Regions from separate parts of the Homo sapiens genome. Here region 2 is linked to region 1. The links are chromatin contacts, found by Hi-C in ENCODE. All regions are on one chromosome and are shown on one strand. Each heading gives the region's core, a stretch centred on a gene start or an enhancer-like site at or near the end of the contact. The rest is flanking DNA. Distances are from core to core; before and after follow the strand shown. Region 1 holds the start of MRPL3 (mitochondrial ribosomal protein L3). Region 2 overlaps LOC107986025 (a long non-coding RNA gene).

Region 1 (5,719 bases), core at 3,220-5,719:
AGAATCACAGGCTTTCAACATCACGTGGGCTCTGAAAAGCCTCCAATGAGGTTGCATAGGAATTGAATGGGTGAATATCTCAAGCAGTTCGGCCTCATCATTCTCTCTTGAGACCGACGGATTCTGATCTAGACTGATGAGACGCCTAAAGATGCAGGCTTAGCACTATCATCATCAATCTTTGTTGGTCTGGGGCATCCTCTGGATGCTGAGCTGAGTGTTCCAATAATGTGCTATGCAGCTTTCTCTTCTAAGGACAGAGGCAGTACAGCAGATCAGTTAAGCACTTGGACTCTAGACAGCCTGCCTGGCCTCAACTCCTGTCTCCACCACTTACTTAACAAATGTAAAGTTTGTGCACTTGAATGACCTGCTCATCGTCTCTGTGCCTCAGTTTCCATATTTGTAAAATGGGGTTGAGACTAACAGTACCCACTTCACAGGTGAGGATTAAATAAGTTAATATATGGAAAGCACATAGATCAGTGTCTGCCACTTAGCAAAAGCAATGCAAATGTTAGTTATTTATCATTTTTCAGGGAATCCCTAGGCCTCCTCTAAGTGGAATCAAAATCCTAAATGAACTCAGTCTTTAGAATTTCTCCAGATTCTGTATCTGTAAGGCTCAGAGGGGTAATCCTGATTATGATTCTAGGTGGCTAGAGTATCCACTGGTTTGGAGCTATACTCTGGCCATCAAAACTACACTGGCATTGGGAGGAAGACCAGGGAGGAAGAGATGTCCTTTTGAAAAGCATTGGTTCCCTGGCATGTGATGCTACATTGTCTGTTGCTAATATTTTTTCTAAGTAATCAAAGAACTTTAAAAAATGGACATTGGTATAATTACATTAAGTTTTGAAACCTTAAACCCAGATTACTACATGGCCATACTGCTTTTTTCTATTTTTTTAAGGCTTTCTTCAAGCCAAATGAATTTTAATTCTGATCATCTCTTGGAACCCTAAAGTCTGTGGGCTTACTTGGGAATTTACAAATAAAAATTATGTTTTAAAAGCAATATATTAAAGTTACAAATTGTGATTTGGCCTTACTGAAGGACATTGAAGCAGAATTCATTCTCTTACTGAATGAGTATCTGTGGATTTTGCAATACAGCCTTTCAAATTTTCTATTTCAGCCAGCAATGAAATCTTAAAGTTCAAAAATCTCTTAAAGTTTATTTTATCTATATCCCCATTGAATGCTTGACTCACTTTCATAACATCTTTACTGATTTTAAAATATGCTAGATTCTCACAACTTGAGAAAAATGGAGAAAAAAAAGGATAACTTAGTAAATCCAAACTCATTGTTTAAAAGATTTCTAATTTCAAATATAAGGTATGTTATAAACTAAGAGACAGCATAAATGAATACTAAAGTGGAAATTACCCAACACAAAATTTACCATCTTGCAATAATCCAACTATACAGGATATATCACAAACATTATAAGAGCTAATGGTAGAGCCTAATGGCAGGAACACATATAAAAGATTATTTCCAGTGAACTCTTGCTTTGAAATCTGCTCCTTCTATGATGATTCTCTTGTATTGAACATGGCTTTAGTAATTCAAAAATGAATCTATTCCTAATGTTTTATTTAATAAGAGAAGGTTTATGAGATCATCTGTTGGTCTGAATTAGCGGAGTAAGAGTTATAGAACTGTACCACTAAAAAGAGAAAGTGCAAGTTATCTTCGTTCCAATAAGGAATTGAAATCTTAGAGAGGCAAAATGGCATTACAGTTTCAGGGTCTAAGGCAGTGTCTGAAGGATGACATCAGAAATAACAGGAAGCTCTAGGTCAGTGCCTGACTGCCCTAGAAAAGCCTAGGCTGGGTCCCTTGACAACTGGGCCTAGTAGCTGTCAGCAGCATATTACAGTGACTAAATCAAGTATGACACCACTCAGCCCTGGCTGGCAATCAGGAGACACATTTTTTACGACAGCAGACAAACCATGTTTTACTTTGATTCAGTTCAGCGGTGGTGCCTGCTGTCAAGGTCCTCCTTATGGACTAGGAGATATTTGGTACTATGGGAAAAGGTTAGACCAAATGGCTACCTCTTCAATCCTCACTGACCACTGCGTGTGATTACTTACCGATTTTCCTCTTTAGCCTTAAAGAAATTCCAAGGCAAGAGTAGTGACATATTTGTCATAGAGAGCCAAAGAAACAAAATGTCTAAAAGCATAAGCTCTATCTATGGTCACAGTCTTTGGCTCTACCAGTTAATAGCTGGGTGATTTTATTTAAGTTATGTAATCTCTGTATGCCTATTTTCTTAACTGTAAGATCCAGATAATTATACTATTGTCACAGCAGATTGTCATAACAATCAAGTGAGAAAATACACTGAGAGAGTAAAAATGAATACTATTAGTAACTGGACTGCAGTGTTTATAGCAGAACATCAATACAATATTTCTTTTTTTTTTTTTTGAGACGGAGTCTTGCTCTGTCACCCAGGCTGGAGTGCAGTGGCTCAATCTCGCTCACTGCAAGCTGCGCCTCCCAGGTTCACACCATTCTCCTGCCTCAGCCTCCTGAGTAGCTGGGACTACAGGCACCCGCCACTACGCCCGGCTAATTTTTTTTTGTATTTTTAGTAGAGAAGGGGTTTCACCATGTCAGCCAGGATGGTCTCAATCTCCTGACCTCGTGATCCACCCGCCTTGGCATCCCAAAGTGCTGAGCCACCACGCCCAGCCCATCATTACAATATTTCTTACAGACCGTACTGTAGGCCACACCACTGCAGCAAAATGACTAACAGTTCCTTATTCTGAGTGATTCCTGCTTTCTTATGAACATCATGCCCACTTCCTCTCTGTTCTTCCTGTCTCTAGAACAAAGACTATCAAGATATCCAATTGCTGAACTGTCCTTTCTTCTTGACAGCACCCATTCTAAAACAAGTTCCTGCTTCTCTGATGCCACTTTAAAATCACTCAGCCTTAAGTCCAAATTTCATTTCAAGCCCCTCCCAGGTCACTCTTTTGGAAACATCCTCAGACATATGCTGTCTTTTGCTGCATCAAGCTAATTAAACTTGACTTTGTATGAGTTCACGTTTTCTTCTAGTAGCCTTGGCTTATGGGCTTCCACAATGCTGAGCACATACTCTAGCACACTATATGGATAAGAAATGTTAGTTATTGGCAGTAGTACAGAAATCTTCTTATTCTCAACTTCTTGCATGTAGCACACCTCAAAACATGTTTGTTCAATGAAGAGCCATCCTTAAGTATCTGGGAAGCCAGGCAGCATGGCTAGAATGAAGAGATGTAGTTTTTCCTTCAAGGTCCAAAGTATTATTGAAAAGTGTCTAAGGTAACTGCAACAGCAATGAGTGGAATGAATGGACAAGCAAAGCAAAGATTTTTTAGCCCACTAAAGTCCAAGTAATGGCCAGGAATTGACCATTGTCTGGACCTGTTAAACCAAGATAGCCAGATCTCTAGTAAAAAGAGAAGGTTGAAATAGCTACACTTTAAAGTTCTTATTTCCAAATTTCTACAAACAGTAATCTGACAAATAAGGGAATTAGTAGAAGAATAAATGTCCTAGTCACATACATGGTTATTAGGCTAGATCTGGAACCCAAGACAGGGGATTTTTTGTGCAGGTGTATTAGCTATCTATTATTGCATAACAAATTACCCTAAAGCTTAATGACTCAAAAAAACGGTAATCATTTATTTTCTCTGGCAATTTCTCCTAGTCAGTAATTCATGAGCGGCCTGGCTGGGAGATTCAGGCTTAACGTCTCCATGAGTTGCAGCCGAGGACTGGTGGATCCACTTCCTAGGTGGCTCAGTCATGACTGGCTAGTTGATTCCTCTTTATATGTTCCTCCCTGCAGAGCTGTTTGAGTGTCTGCAGGAAATGAAGGCTAGCTTTCTCCACAGGGAGCAATCCAAGAGACAAAAACTGAAGTAACAATATGTTTTATGATCCAGCCCTAGAAGGCATACATCATTTCTATGGGTGTAGTCTATTGATAACACATGCCAACCCTGTTTCAGTGCCAACTCTGCTCCTCTGCCAGATGTGTTGTTTTGGACCAGCACCTAAATTCTGAGTCAGTTTCCTCATTTATAATAGAAAAATAAATACTTCCTTTCAGGACCGTTTTTTATGATTAACAAATATAGGATTATGAAGCGCTGCTTAGCATAATGCATTGCCTCACAACGGGCACTATTTAGAAGTGTCTTCATTTTCCTTAGCGTCCTCAGGAAGTCTGTCCTTATTCTTCTAAAGTTTAAACTCTGAACATCCCTTTTATTTTACCCCTGGAGAGGCGAGTCAGTCCCTTCCCACCCCTACCTACTCCAACTCACATCCAAAGTAGGACAACGGTGGAAGCAGAACTATAGTTTCCGGGGAGCGACTCGAGTGCCCGGAGTTCATTGTAAAACGCACCGGAAGTGGGTCCGGCGGCTTTCTTTCCGTCGCAGAGAGCATCGGCCGGCGACCGTTCCGGCGGCCATTGCGAAAACTTCCCCACGGCTACTGCGTCCACGTGGCGGTGGCGTGGGGACTCCCTGAAAGCAGAGCGGCAGGGCGCCCGGAAGTCGTGAGTCGAGTCTTCCCGGGCTAATCCATGCCGGGTTGGAGGCTGCTGACGCAGGTCGGCGCCCAGGTGCTGGGTCGACTCGGGGACGGCCTGGGTGCTGCCCTGGGCCCGGGGAACAGGTAGGAAGGTGTGAGGGTGTCCTACCTGCACAGTTGCGTCCTGAAGCAGTGGAATGGCCTGGTGCAGTTGGGCCTCCCCTGGGTGGAGGAGGAAGGGGCTCTGTTGAGACGTGGGACACAGAAGAATAAGGGCCGTTAACCTAAGGAAGCACGTTCTAAGGGGATTGAAGTGGTGATTTTTAAAAAACGCTTATGAGCCAGCCACTAGCAGCGAACGCTATTAACAGCAATCATATCTTACAATTAGTGAGCGTTTGCCAGGTACTAAGCGCTCTGCTAAGTGTATTAGGTGCCTTATGTAGCCTCACGGGAGCAAACTGCTATCATAAGGTTTACAGATAAAACTGAAGGTTAGGGAGGTGAGTTAATTTGCCCAAAGTCACTCAACTAATAAGTGGAAAATTAGGAATCTAGCCTGAATTTATCTGACTACAAAAGGAGAGTAGACTGCAGAAAGCTTTACTTCTGTTCTGACCCTCCATGCAAGAATTACACCCCTTCTTCCTGACCTCCGCCCACTAAGGTCTTTCTTGGTATGTTCACCTGTTCAGAGGTCATGCCTTTTGTGGATCTTTTAACTTTGCACACCCAGTTTCTTCACTTCTCTGAACCTAGGCCATGTCATTGCAGGGAGGAGGTGAGCTTGTTAGACAAAGATCAACATGCCACCTTCTGCCACCTCCACTGAATGTAAAACTATTAAGGTACACTTCCAAATGGGTTAGTGGCTTTTCATGTCTATAGGTAGGACTGTTTTTTGGGGAATATGTTTATCTGCGAGGAGAAGATGAATTTTTTTCTCCAGGGTAACGACTAACAGTTTAAATGTGAGCCTTATCCGAAGGAATGTGGGGAGTGAGGAAAAGGTTGGAGACCTGAAAAAAAGGTATACAGAATCCAAGCCCTTTCCCAAGGCCCTGACTACACTTTCCAATTTGTGACTTCCCTTTTCTATATTAAGTGGAGGAAGTTTTTAAATTGTGGTTTGGTTTTATTTATTTTTTCTTTT
Region 2 (5,719 bases), core at 2,028-4,527, 100 kb after region 1:
TTTATAAGGATCTATGGCCAGTAATGTTTATTGGGCATTGCTTGTGATAGAAAAAATGAAAAGAAGCACATCAATAAGGGAAGATTGGAAATATTGTCATATGTCTGAACCGTGGAATTCCACACAGCCACTGATAATTAGATTTGTACCGACCAACTTAGAATGATTTTCATAATGTTTTATTAAGTGAAAAAAGAAGGTGGGCTAAAAGTGTTTATCAACAACAACAAGGCCTTATGCATGTGAATATGTGACTTTGTATGGTTGTAAGAGCCTAGAGAAAAACTTTTATGAATCGAAGGGGTCATGCACTCTTGGTTTATTAGAGAGAAGAGGGGGAAAGGCCAAAGGAAGAGAAAAAATATTTTAAAAGCTGTTTTTAATTGTGGGGCTCTTCTTTATTTTCTTTTATCTACAGCTTTTTACCATTTATGTAAAATTATGTGTGTGTCTGTACATAGCCACAGAGGGCTATGAAGAGAGAATGCCAGCAGGCTCTCCAGCATCATCCACTAACACTTTCTAAGATGACAGAAATGTGCTACATCTGCACTGTCCAAAACAGTAGCCGTGAGCCTCCTGAGCTGCTGAGCACTTGGAATATGGTTAGTGTGACCAAGAAAGTAAATTGTACTGTACTGGCTAAACTTAAATAGTTTAACTATTGTAGACAATAGTTTTCTATAAGCAATAGAGTGTGGTTTATTTGTATTTTCTTCCTTCTACTCTTCTATAGTGTTTAAATATTTCTATAGTTACTAATTATGTAATCAGAAAAAATTAGGGAGAAGTAGTATGTGTAGTGATTAAGAGCTCAGAGTTAGATCCAAACAGCCTGGTTCAAATCCTAGACCTCCTTCGTCATTGCTTAAAATTTTGAGAACATTTCTTAATCTGAAATTATTTCCCTCACTGTGCCTCAGTTTTCTCACCAGTAAAACGGACATAATCATGATACCTATGTCATGGAGTTATCATGAGGATTAAATGAATGTATACTTGTAAGTGCTTAGAACAATACCTAGCACATGGCAAGTGTTTGATAAGATTTACAAATAGAAATATTATTGGTTGTACTTGTCAAGGGTCTTAGTTGCAAGGAATAGAAGATTCTGGCTAAAGAATTTACTGAATAGATACTTGTGACTCACAAAAATGTTGATGTGTCTGGAGGATCAAGTTCAAGGCCAAAGGGCAGATCCCAAATGATATCTCATTACTGGTTCTGGTGAGGAAGCCGCTGTGCTAATGTTGTCTGAGAGTAATTGCTTCCCTTCTATTCCAGAGTAAAAGTCTTTGCTGGTGCATCAGATTGGCAGAGCATAGATCACATGTCTGTGCCCTAGCTGCAAGGGAGTCTAGGTAAGCAAGCCCTCTTCTAACACTTTCAGCTTCTGTTGGGAAGGTGACCAAAAGTTGGGAGCTCCCTGCAAATAAAAATGAACTTCATGTGCTGGGCAGCCAAAAACAAAAGATTTTTAAAATATACAATAAATGCCATTTAAACTAGGGAAAGGCTGGGGAGAAAGGGAAACTAATGTAAAATTTTTAAGTAGACCTGGATTCTGGACTCATTAAATACATTTTAGGGGTAACTAGCTCTCTGAAACCTTGTTTTTGTATCTGAAATCAAAGTGTTGAATCAGATGAACTCTCTGGATGTTGATGCTGTGAAATGTCACATTCTCAGATCATCTCTGTGGTTGGCATGACTTGAAACAAAGAAAAAGAAGATCCCATAATTACGCTGAAAAAATTATTATTTTTATCTTAAGTCACCCCAAAATTTGTATTTAGAAATGGACAAGGTAAACATTTTTATAGGAATTTTTATTTCTTCCTTTAAAGTAACTTGTCAGTATTATACTGTTGGTTATTGGATTTGAGAGAAGACCTTCTCTCTCCAGACCCAAAGCCAGTCATCTTGTGTGCTCTGAAATGGACCAGACTATTTTTAAAAGGGAGAGAAAGAGGTGCCATGAGGTGATAAAAGGGACAAAAAAAGGTAGACTTTGTTTCTATAAAAGTTTTTTGGAACATGATAGCTTTTTTCATGTCAGCCATACTCAGAGATAAGTGGGAAAAACTCCTGTCTAGTTCTCCCACATCTGCCATGAAAGTTACTAGGGTTCTTATAGGCTTTTCTTCTGAATTACTATAGCATATATTTAGGATTATCCCTATTTCATCTGAAAGTTTTTATTTAAATGTACTGCTTGTTTGCACATGTTTGTTTAAGTTTTGCTGAAATCTTAAGTATCATTCTGTGACTTCTTAATTTCTCTTCCTGTGGGGGGTGTTTCTCTTACTTCATAAACTGAAGACAGGGCTTTCCAAAAATGTTCACATCCAAGCACTCATAAAAATTGTATTTGTATCTGAGGTTACTTCAGATCCTGAGTTGTCCTGGGGACTCCAGCCTAACCACCCTGAAAACTGAGGGCACCAATGATGCTGCCATCTGTCACTTTCGTGGTTCACCAGTGTGTGAGGCACTCCTCAGAAAACTCTGGCCTAAGCCCATGGGAAAAATTAAGTTTGATATACCAAAGCAGTCTTTACATACAGTTTTCCAGGGATGGGTCTGCTAAAGCATGCAATATATCAGAAAGGATAGGTTTCATGACAGTGAAGAGAATGGCGGACTAGCCCAGAGGTCTGTTTCAGTGAACTGAAATGGATGAGGAAGCTGAGGCCCAGAGAGATAAGTGACTTGGCCTAGGTCACACAGCCACTTGGCAGCAGGCCAGGCCGAGATTGCCAGGTGAAGAACCCTCTATCATTTAGAAGAGGTTTGGCCTCAAACTTAAGCATTGATATCAAATGCATTTTAGAATCTTGGAGTTTTATTTTTATCTAATAATAGAATTCTGCAAATTATAATCTTGGGATTTACCCAAGCAATTAGTTCAATGATTCTTTTGTAAAGTTTGTAGACACTGGGGTTAAAAAGGAACGAAACAGTACTTTATTTTAAGCAGCTTAATTAATGTCTTTAGCTACTCCATCTATTTATCACTTTATTCTAGAGTGTTTTTGCAATGCCCAATTCTTTGGCAGTGCATAGAGAAACACAGTTATTAATTACTATTATCATAATCACTTCACAAAACAATAAGTACTCATACTTCCTAGGATTGAAAGTTTCACACCAACATTCCTCCAAGATAAGCATCTTTAGAGTAAAATATTCATATGAATCATCAAGAGCTATTATTAAACGCTTTTCAGAGTTTCTGAGTCATTACCTTAAAGATTTAACTTAGGTTTACTTTGAGAGGAAAATGGAAGGCTAGCATTTAATATCTTTTCTTCTCCTGTAAGAAGTGCTGGTTCTTGACTAGGCCTCCGTGGGCGGCCTTCCCTACCACTCTTATGGGGGAAGTAGACTCAGAGGTGCATTGTGTCTATAAGGAACATGTTCAGGCCTCTTCCTCTTTCTGTTAAGGTGGTATACGAGAATGGGCTGCTGGTTCCCTTCCCCTAAATTTACTGCAGATAGCTCCAGAAGCAGATGCAATCAAAGCTCTGAGGAAATTATCAGTGACACCCAAAAGGGTGAGAATGCCCTGGAGAGACAGAAGGCTGTCTAGCGTAGGAGTGTGAGGAATGAGCGGTGGCAGGCTGGGGCAGACAGCTGGGCATGTGCAGCAGGCAGAGGGGATAGTGGAGGAAAGCCTTTGGGTTCTGCCTTTTCCTCTTCACTGCCTGGCTTTAAATGAATCCTTGCTGGTCCCTTTGCAATTGAAACTGGCAGCATCAACGCAGGCTGCTAGTGTTGTCAGGGTGCATAAATGTACTGCAAAAACCCTGTTGGGATGAGGGTTGATGAAAACAGGACTGGCCAGCTGATATTTAACATCCACTCATCCACCTCTTCCACATCAAACTCCCTGGGATGGCAGATTTTAATCTAGGTGACTATTGCCCACAGGAGTTGCCCGGCAGAGTGGTACCAAAAATAGTAGCCTATCGAATTCTGTGGTATCTGGAGCATCCAGCTCTGGGGTTTATTCCTTCTCTGTTCTTAAACTCACATGGAGGGATTCAGCTCCTGCTTAAAACACATTACCAGGCAGGGTAGATTAAAACAGAAACATGATTTCCCAGGGTAATATAACTGTCTCCTAAAGACAACAAACGTTGACTGGAACTTATAGAGCAAGAGCTTAAATAAACAACAAATATAACTTAAAGTGAGAATGTATTAGCAATCTGAAGCAGGAAAAGAATGTTTCAGAGGTATATACATATGTGAACATTTATCAAATTGTACACTTTAAATATGTGCAGTTTATTTTATGCAAAGTATACCACAATGAAGCTGTTAAAAAGAAAACTAACCACTTACTCACAAAATAAAATGCAAATCTAACAATATCACCCTATTTAACACTCTTCAATGGTTTCCCAATTATCTTAGGATAAAATTCAGTCTTTAGAATGTGGCTTGGAAAGCTTGCATGATCTGGTCCCTACTCAATACATCCTTTCCATACCCAAACTCTCAAATAGGAGACCCAGACATCTCAATTTCTTTCGATTCTTGGGTCTGCCTCCAAGCATTTGCATTCTGTTGCTTGTTAGCATTTTTCCCATATTCCACCCCTACACATACATATACACATTTACCTGGATAATTGCTTTAGGATTCTGCTTAGATATCCTTTTCATGAAGCTCTCACTGACCATCTCTCCCACCCCCATGACTGAGTGGAATCCCTCCTATGCGCACCTACAGTACTCTGGGCTTCCCATATTGCTACAACGTGGGTGTAGTTTATTTGACCCCACAAGTCTCATGTTGAAATTTGATTCCCAGTGTTGGAGGTGGAGCCTGGTGGGAGGTGTTTGGGTCATGGGGATGGACCCCTTATGAATGGCTGTCTGATGCCATCCTCACTGGGAGTGAGTCCTTATTCTTTGTTCCAGTCAGAACTCATTGTTGAAAAGAGCCTAGCACCTCCCTCCCCTCTCTGTCGCTCCCTCTCTCACAATGTGACACACTGTCTCCTCTTTGCCTTCTGCCATGAGTGGAAGCAGCCTGAGGCTTCTGCCCACAGCAGATGCTGGCACCATGCTTCTTGTACAGCCTGTAGAACTGTGAGTCAAATAAACCTCTTTTCTTTATAAGTTACCCAGCCTCAAGTATTCCTTTATAGCAACAAAAATGGATTAAGACACATAGCTTATCATGTATCCCTCTGTCTTGTGAGTGCCTGTTTACTTCTCTGATGCCTCACACCATCCTGTGAGAATGTTTGAGAGCAATAAATGTCCCTGTCTTGTGTATCGCAGCTCCAGTGCCTTGGATACTATCTAGAATATGGTATATTTCTTTAATGATTCAATCAATAAGTCAGTGGAACATGGAGGATCCGAGAGTAAGTCTTAATACCAAATTTAAAGGAAACCGAGGACAACCCTGTGAAAGGGAGAGAAGCAGGGAAGTACAGGGGTAAGAGCTCAAGCAATGTCAGGTAGACTTGGGTTCTCATATCAGCTCTGTCACTTAGTAATGTGACCTTGTGGAAGCTCCCTAACCTCACTGTGCCTCACAATATCCTCATCTGTTAAGTGGAGATAATAGTGATACCTATTTCATTGGATTATTATGAGGATAAAATGAGATAATCTGTGTAACTTTAGGTTCAATGCCTAGTTTGGCCCAATAAGTGTTAATTATAACTAAACAAAACAATATCATAGTGCTTAAGAG

Evidence for each region. A loop is a pair of places that touch in the nucleus more often than their neighbours do. Pooled maps may share reads with other maps.
Region 2: a map of endothelial cell of umbilical vein shows a loop between it and region 1 (8-fold over the local background). The contact joins the enhancer-like site here to the promoter of MRPL3 in region 1. A Hi-C loop is called at or near these places in 1 of 168 maps with a recorded cell type or tissue (endothelial cell of umbilical vein) and 1 of 50 pooled maps.

Annotation. Positions count from the first base shown.
Region 1 is chr3:131,501,721-131,507,439 of GRCh38, reverse strand. MRPL3 (mitochondrial ribosomal protein L3) reads left to right here and starts at 4,469. Exons shown (of 10, transcript NM_007208.4): 1 at 4,469-4,710. The coding sequence starts at 4,619. It overlaps LOC105374114 (a long non-coding RNA gene), which reads right to left and starts at 4,841. Exons shown (of 3, transcript NR_189111.1): 1 at 4,736-4,841. RefSeq lists enhancers at 4,571-4,640, 4,147-4,833.
Region 2 is chr3:131,400,434-131,406,152 of GRCh38, reverse strand. It overlaps LOC107986025 (a long non-coding RNA gene), which reads left to right. Exons shown (of 3, transcript XR_001740496.3): 2 at 419-605; 3 at 1,286-4,380. Among named protein-coding and RNA genes, the nearest start is that of NUDT16, 22 kb to the right of the region's middle. Within about 2 kb of position 3,277, at least 6 of the 41 ENCODE cell types and tissues checked have a DNase peak (open chromatin) inside an H3K27ac peak, as active enhancers do; they include endothelial cell of umbilical vein, where a contact is called at or near this core.